Linked DNA regions of Homo sapiens: region 1 is linked to region 2. A link is an interaction called in ENCODE POLR2A ChIA-PET data of the cell type or tissue named here. Cell type or tissue: PC-9. All regions are shown on one strand. Each heading gives the region's core, and the rest is flanking DNA. Links, peaks and the distances in the headings are about the cores only.

Region 1 (4,400 bases), core at 194-4,193, 72 kb before region 2:
AACTTATAATAATCAGATAATATTAAGATAATTATCAGAAGAAATAAGATAGCCCCAAATAAAGGTTAATATTGAATATATGATACAAATATGAAGTTGTCAAAATTACCCTAATTTTGAAAAATAGTTAAAATATTAAGTGTGTAATTATGATATAATAGAGAATAGTGTATAAGTTAAATAGAGAGTTAGACACAATTGAAGGTATTAATAAATTGGATAAAATAAATATATATATATATATATATATATATATATATATATTTTTTTTTTTTTTTTTTTTTTTTTTGAGACAGTCCCGCTCTGTTGCCCAGGCTGGAGTGCAATGGCACAGTCTTGGCACACTGCAACCTCCACCCCCTGAGTTCAAGCGATTCTCCTGCCTCAGCCTCCTGAGTAGCTGGGATTACAGGCACGTGCCACCATGCCTGGCTAATTTTTGTATTTTTAGTACTGACGGGGTTTCACCATGTTGGTCAGGCTGGTCTTGAACTGCTGACCTCATGATCCACCTGTCTCCGCCTCCCAAAGTGCTAGGATTACAGGCATGAGCCACTGTGCCTGGCCTAAATTGCATAAAATATCTAAAAAGAAATCCAGAAAAGTTAGGAAAACAGATGGGAAATATCAAAACGGGCAAATCACATGGATAATAGAATGACAAATTTTGGTGACTATTTAATCTAAATTCCAGAAGAAGCAAATAGAGAGATGTGGAGGAAATAATATCTGGCTGCAGAGAGAAAAGGCAGGCTATCTACAAAGGAAAAGAAATTAGAGTGATGGAAGAGATATCTTTTTAAAAGATACCTCTTTAAAGTATTAGAAGCCAAAAAATAGTGAAGTTATGAAATGATAACTTCAAACCTTGAGCAAAAAACACTTATAATCTAGAAATACTAGAGTTCTATAACAAATGAAACTACAGTTAAAATAGAAGTAGAATAAAGATATTTTCAGACAAATAAAAATGACTTTGTCACCTACATATGCACACTAAAGGAAATGCCAAAGGATGTACCTCAGGAAGAATAAAAATAATCCCAGAAGGAAGGCCTAAAATTGAAAAAGGAATGGTTAACAAAAGCTGGAATCTTTGTGGATAAATGTAAATAATTATTGACTGTATAAATTAGTAATTGTTCCTAATTTCTGGAGTTAAGACTAAAAAAGTTAAATCTAAAATATTAGTTATTAGGATATAATGGAGAATGGATGACAAGAGTTAAAGCATTCTACTGTCCACATATTGCTTGCACTATTGGTAAGACTGTTGACTAACTTTACATTTTGTTAAGTTAAATGTACGTTTAAAATTTTAAGATAACACTAAAATATAGTAATATATTTTATAATTTGAAAACCTGTAAAAGGAAAAGTAACAAGAAATATCAATATAGAAAAAGAAAAATAAGAATAAAAAAGCATAGTAAAAATAGAAAGCACAACATAACACAATGTAACAAAACAAAATATATTTGTTATCCTAATAAATATAAATGGCCTAAACTCTTTAATTAGGAAGACAAATTTGACAGGCTAATCATTTATTGAGCACCTACAATGTGCAAGGGAATATGGAATATAAAGCAAGCCTGGTTGGGATGGATATATAAAATACAATCCCTGCATTCAGCATGAAAATATTCTATTCATAATTAACCATCTTTTTATATGAGTAGGGTCTATACTGACTCTTATGCAGATTAGCTAGAAAAAGTTCTACAGCATTACAATGAGTTATTCCTGCAGGTTAATGGACCATAACAATTCATACAATGTATCCTTTGTAAAATAGAGTAAAGCTAACATCCTGAGGCTTCTTTGAAGCAGAAAGAAAATCTCTATGCAGCAGCCTAAAAGATGAACATGGTTGTTGCTTCAACCATGTCCTATGGAACTATATAGCTGTTTACTGCCTCTTTTTCTCCCCTGTCTTCCATGGCACAAAATGAATATAGATGGGAGATAAAGAGAAACATTTAGAGCAGGAGAATTGAAGCTGGAAGATGTGACCATATTTCACATTTATTGAGGCCTCTATAAAATATAGTGTCTTAAACTTCTTAAAAAAAGTCTTATATCTAAAATAGGAGCTCAATGATTGAAGTATAGCTCTACATGGAATTTTGACTGCAGTTGAAAGCACGGCAAGTATGACAACTTGTTTTGGAAGCTTTTACTTTCGTCTGATGCAACAAATATTTGACTCATGCTGGAATCAGCATTGCACATGTAATAGAGCAATGATCTAATCCAGCATGACAAATCCTATTTTCCTCTGTGGCGGTGATTTGAACAGAAAATGTGGGTCATCCTGGGTAAAAATATAGATAGGTGATTTTTAATAAGACTTCTGCTTTTTATCTTCCTTCTATCATTTTAGAGTGCACAGAGTGTATCTTCCTGTAATAACTTACTCACTAGAGCTTTCAATCATATCCAGTGAATACTTACCAATATAATAAAGTCTGCTTTAAAAAACACATTCTCAACTTTCATTATAACATAGCACAAATGTATCCTATAAATTACTTTTATTTTTTTTAATTTTATTATGCTCACTTATGTACTTTGCCTTTTCTAAACCTTTTCTTTACCAAAACTTTTCTGGTTTAAACCAAATGCTGGCACAAAGTTTAAAATTTAATCAGGTCTGAGTTAAAGTTTACTTCCTAAGGGATGCCTTCCTCAATAACTTTCTTCATAGAGCCCTTTACTCTCAGGTCTACTTCCTGTCTATATTACTATCCATTTTTTATATCCTTCTTAGACCTTATCACAATCTAAATTTTTTTGTTATTTTATTGAATTTTTCTCCCACAAGAATGTCAGTTTTTTTAGATCAAAAACATTTTCTTTCTTGATCATTCTGTACCCTCAGAACCATAAACAATGACTTATATACACTAGGTTTTCTGTAAATATTTATGAAATTAATAAAATTGTTAAATCAATTTTATTTATGGCATATATATGCTATTATTGTTTAACAATTTTTTAATAATTTTTTAGCTAAAGCCTCCTAAGACCCTAAGGTAATATATCTCAATTAGATCAGCTGAACTTATAGAAATATAAATTCCTAGCATTTATAGAACTATAGCTTTTTCATACAGGTGTCAGTATAGCTCTTTGAGTGGTCTAGTTTAATAGTCCTACTTTAGAAGATTTTCCCCAGGATAGACTTTGACGTGAAGTGTTAATGGTCCATCTTATAGGAGCACATCATCTAGCTGGTGGTTGAAATTGAAACATTCTCAGCCTCTGTCCTTTGGGTTCTCAGAATGGATTTTAAAAACTAAATAAACCACTGTTATGCAGGTCTTAAAGTTTAAATAACTTCAAGTGTGAAGTTATTTGAAGATTTTGCCTAAAATATTTTGACTTAGAATCCTACATTAAATAAATTGTTGATTTATCTGGAGGAAGTGAGAGGTGAATTCAGACAAGAAGGCACTAATGCAAGAGGGGAAAGTAGAAAGATTCAGAAATGTCTGATAATTTTGAAGAAAAAGAGAAATATCAAAGAAAAATTAAGAGCTTGTACATCCAAAAGTCCAGCACAAAAGTTGGAGGTGTTTGGGGAGGTTGATATTTTTTGTTTAATAGGATACTAAAGTAGAAAACAAGTGCAGAGGTGTCTCTAAATTCTAAAGTCTTAGACCTTGTTATCCTAATGACGTTCAGCTACACCATAGGAATACATTTTACTATAGATAAATTCACAGAAACTTACAACCTACCAAGACTGAAGCATGATGAAATATAAAATCTGAAGGGATCAATAACCAGTAAGGAAATTAGATCAGCAATAAATAATCTTCCATCAAAGAAAAGCCTGGACTGGATGGCTTTATGAGTAAATTCTATCAAAAGTTTAAAGAAGAATTAAAGTCAATCCCTCTCAAATTTTTTCAAAAAATTGATGAGGCAACACTTCCAAACTCATTTTAAGAGTATGGGATTACCCTGACGCCAAAAACCAGGCAATGACACTAAAATAATAATAATAATAATAATAATAATAATAAAAGTACAGGCCAATATGACTGAAAACTCAAAGCTTTTCCTCTAAGATTAGTAAAAAGACAAGATGGCCACTCTCACCACTTCTATTCAACATTGTACTGGAAGTCCTAGCCAGAGCAATTAGGCACAAGAAAGAAATAAATCAAGGCATCCAAATAGAAAATAAAGAAGTAAATTTATCTCTGTTTGCAGATGACATAATCTTAAATTTAGATCATAGACTATATATATAGAAAATTCTAAAGATTCCACCAAAGAACTGTTAGAACTAATAAATAAATTTGCAGGATGTAAAATTAACATATAAAAATCAATTGTTTTCTGTACACTCACTAGGAACTATTTGAATAAGAAATTAAGAAAATAAT
Region 2 (4,400 bases), core at 87-4,086:
GCTAAATTGATTCCTTTATCATTATGTAATAATGTTCTTTGTCTATTCTTCATGTTTTAAGTGTATTGTCACTGGATATACTATTCTCGGGTAGAAGTTTTTTTGTTTGTTTTTTCTGTCAGCAATTTAAATATGTCATCCTACTCTCTCCTGGTCTATAAGGTTTCCACTGAAAAGTCTGCTGCCAGACATATTGGAGCTTTATTGTTTGTAATTTGTTCCTTTCCTTTGCTACTTTTAGAATCCTTTATCCTTGACTTTTGGGGGTTTGATTATTAAATGGCTTAAGGTAGTGGTCTTTGGGTTAAATATGCTTGGTGCTCTATAATCTTGTATTTGAGTATTGATATCTTTCTCTAGGTTTGAGAAGTTCTCTATTATTCCTTTGAATAAACTTTCTACCCCTAGCACTCTCTCTCTCTCTCTCTGCCTCTTCTTTAAGGTCAATAACTCTTAGATTTGCCTTTTGGGGGCTATTTTCTAGACCTTAGATGTGCCACATTCTTTTTTCTTTTTTCTTTTTTCTTTTGTCTCCTCTGACTGTGTATTTTCAGATAGCTTGTCTTCAGGCTCACTAATTCTTCTGCTTGATCAGTTCTGCTACTAAGAGACTCTAATGCATTTTTAGTATGTCAGTTATATTTTCAGCTCCAGAATTTCTACTGGATTCTGCTTAATTATTTCAATTTCTTTGCTAAATTTACCTGATAATATCCTGAATTTCTTCTGTGTGTTATCTTGAATTTCTTTGTTTCCTCTAAACAACTATTTTGAATTCTCTGTTTGAAAGGTCACATGTCTGTCTCTCTATTTGTCCCTGGTGCCTTAGGTGAGGTCATGTTTTCCAGGATACTCTTGATGCTTGTGGATGTTCATTGGTGTCTGAGCATTGAAGAGTGAGGTATTTATTATAGTCTTCATAGTCTAGGTTTGTTTGTACTTGCACTTCTTGGGAAGACTTTTCAGGTATTTGAAGAGACTTAAGTGTTTCCATCTATGCTTTGGTTACTGTAGCTGTATCTGAATTAGAGGGTACCCCAAGCCCAATAATGCTATGGTTCTTGCAGACTCACAGAGGTACTGCCTTGGTGGTCTTAGATAAGATCTGGAAGAATTCTCTGGATTACCAGGCAGAGATTCTTGTTTTCTTCCTTTACTTTTGCTCAAACAATGGAGTCTCTCTGTCCATGCAGAGCTGCCTGGAGCTGGGGGAAGGGTGACACAAGCACCCTTGTGGCCACCAATACTGGAACTACACTGGGTCAGACCTGAAGCTAGCACAGCACTGGGTTTTGCCCAAGGCCCACTGTAACTACTACCTGGCTAGCACTTATGTTTACTCAAGGCCCTAGGGCTCTATAATCAGCAGGGAGTGAAGCCAGCTAGGCTTGTGTTTTCCTCTTCAGGGTGGCAAGTTCCCCTGGTCCCAGGTGAGTCCAGTGACGCTGTCCAGGAAACAGGACAAGGAATCAGAAACCATATCAATCTACCTGGTGATCTATTTTACTGTGGCTGAGATGGCACCCAAGCCATGAGACAAAGTCCTTCCCACTCTTCCCTTCCTTTTCCCCAGGCAGAGGAGTCTCTCCCCACGTCTGCCACCACTACAGGCCCATGGGGAGTACTGCCAGGGTACCACTGATGTTCACTTAGGGCTCAAGATCTCTTCAGTCAACTTGTGTAAATGCTGCCATGCCTGGGACTCACTTTTCAGGATAGCAGGCGTCTCTCTGGCCCAAGGTAGTCCCAGAAACGCTGTAAGAGCCAAGGGAAGAGTCAGGGACCTCAGGGGCCTGCTTGGTGCTCTTCCTCACTGTGACAAAGCTGGTACCTCTGCTGCAGAACAAAGTCTCCTTTATTCTTCTCTCTGCTTTTCTCAAGCAGAAGGGAACTTTCTCTGTAGCTGTCACAGCTGGGACTGTGCTGGGTCATACCTGAAGCCAGCATGACTCAGAGTTTCATCCAAGGCCCACAGTATGTACTACCGGCTTACTCCTGCAGAATATTTAGAGCCTAAGGGCTCTTTAGTCAGCAGGTGATAAATCTTTCTTTTTTTTTAAATTTTATTATTATTATACTTTAAGTTTTAGGGTACATGTGCACAACGTGCAGGTTTGTTACACATGTATACATGTGCCATGTTGGTGTGCTGCACCCATTAACTCGTCATTTAGCTAGGACTTGGTCCTTCCCTTTAAGGAAACAGGTTCTCTGCTGTCCCAAGGTCTGTCCAGAAATGTCATCCAGGAGCTAGGGCCTGAAATAGGGGCCTCATGACTCTCCCTCCTTCCCTGCCCTACTGTGGTTGAGCTAGTATCCAATTTTCAAGAAAAATTCCTATTTACTCTTCCTTCTCTTCTCAAGCAGAAGGAAGAAGTCTCTTTTGGAGCTGCAGTGCCTGGGGTTGGGAGCAAGTCATGCAAGCAGTCCCTTAGCTTCCTTGGCTCATGTCTCACTAGGCATGTGTGCCCTCCCCAAGTCCAGTGGCCCCAAGCCCAGCACAACACTTGGTCTTGCCTAGAATTTGCAATCCTTATGGCCTAGATTGTCTTTCAGATTTATTTAAGACCCCAGAGTACTTTTGCCCATTGTGGTGAGGCTTGCCCAAATTCAAGTTCTGACTGCTAGGATGGGTGATTCCCCTCTGGCTAGAGCAGGTCGGAATACTCCTTCCCTAGGTTCCACCTGAGTTTTTTCCAGTGTTGCTTTCTGCTGTGCCACAGCAGCATTGTATTCCAATGCAAAGTCCCACAGTTGCTATCTCTACCTCCCGCAAGGTCACAGACTGTTTAGGGCATACATACCCCTATGACTATAGTCAGTCCAAGCTAAAATGCTTTCTCCATAGACTGAGTCCTAATTTAGCTTCATGTCTAGCCATTTTATGCAGCCTTCTTGTTTAATGCTTAAATATCCTCTGTAGTAACACTTTGGAATTCTTTATCCCTATTTTTTTCATAAAATTCTTCTAATATTAATATTTAGATTTTTAGACTTTTACTTTTTCTTTTTCTTCAAATTTATTTTTATATCTTATATCTGTATTTTCTGTCCATTCCTACTCTTAGCATGTGAACTTCTTACTCTAGGTATTTTTTTAGTAAAAATTCTTTAATGACATTTCATCATGTCAATATTTTGTTTTATAGTCTACCTTTGCCCTAATGGTTGCTTTTGCAGAGATTATTTTAATCAGCTGAAAAGTTTTCTCAATGTTTCAATAGTTTTAATAGGAACATTTTATAGATTTTCCTGTGGTTTTATGCTTATTTTTAAAAAGTTTTATTTTTTATGGACCAGAAATAACTGGCATTTCTGCATGGGGTGGAAAAGGTGTGAGCTATTTGTGTGGCTTACTACATTTTCTTTTTCTAGAAAATGATGTTTTTATAGGTACAGTAAAAGATAGTACCTTTGATTTGAGAGACAGTGTTTTAATACCATGACACTCTTCTGTTTCATTAGGATCCTTAATTTCTGCCATTTGATTTTTTTCTTTCTCATTTCCATGATGCCTCCACTTTATAACTTCCCTCTCTCCTCAGAGGTGATGCCTTTCCAAGACTGTTTCTCTACTCTTGCATATGCAAGCTCCTATCCTTTGATTTCCTAGCAGACAATTCTGATTCACAATGACTCAGTGTTTTCCCCAATCACTGTGGAACTCTCTGAGTGTGACTTTAGCTCACCACTGCTAGATCTTTGCTGCATTCTCATCTTTATTGTGTAGTTTCCTTCTAAATTTTTGCTTTGGAATGGGCTCCTGAGCTGGCTCTGCTGCTTTTGAGTTTCTGGTATAACAAATTTCAAATGGAAATGGAAATTTGTAATATTATATTTTCTCCTAATGGAATTGTAAATGTAAGTGACTATTAATGCTCCTTGTTGATTTTGTAGGACATGTGGGGGGATTTATATTTCAGTAACTTTTTTTTCTTTTCTTTTCTTTTCTTTTCTTTTTTTTTCTTTTTTTTGAGACAGTCTTGCTCTGTCACCAGGCTGGAGTGCAGTGCCACGATCTTGGCTCACTGCAATCTCCACCTCCCGGGTTCAAGCGATTCTCCTGCCTCAGCCTCCCAAGTAGCTGAGATTATAGGCGCCACCACACCCAGCTGAGTTTACAGGCGCCACACAGATAGTTTTTGTATTTTTAGTAGAGACGAGTTTCACCATTTTGGCCAGGATGGTCTCGATCTCCTGACCTCGTGATCCGCCCTCCTAGGCCTCCCAAAGTGCTGGGAAAACAGGTGTGAGCCACTGTGCTCAGCCTACTTATTTCTTAAACATCTTATTTTGAAATAATTACACAGATTTTCACAAAGGTATAAAGAAACATACAAGGGGATCCCAACACCCTTCACCAGACTTCCCTAATGTTAACATTTAGTACAATTATAGTA

The links. ChIA-PET counts read pairs that join two places held together with the same protein. Peaks named below come from ENCODE experiments on the same cell type or tissue, not always from the same donor. Only the 100,000 strongest peaks of a DNase experiment are listed, where the experiment ranks them.
Region 1: POLR2A ChIA-PET joins it to region 2 with 6 read pairs; 1 of 35 experiments calls an interaction of 5 or more read pairs at or near these places.

Annotation. Positions count from the first base shown.
Region 1 is chr6:54,417,868-54,422,267 of GRCh38, forward strand. No RefSeq gene overlaps it. Among named protein-coding and RNA genes, the nearest start is that of TINAG-AS1, 52 kb to the left of the region's middle. In PC-9, for the core only: no CTCF peak of the experiment used is centred there; a DNase peak (open chromatin) is centred at 2,164; H3K27ac peaks cover 1,347 bases.
Region 2 is chr6:54,489,700-54,494,099 of GRCh38, forward strand. No RefSeq gene overlaps it. Among named protein-coding and RNA genes, the nearest start is that of TINAG-AS1, 120 kb to the left of the region's middle. In PC-9, for the core only: no CTCF peak of the experiment used is centred there; DNase peaks (open chromatin) are centred at 1,962 and 3,642; H3K27ac peaks cover 3,328 bases.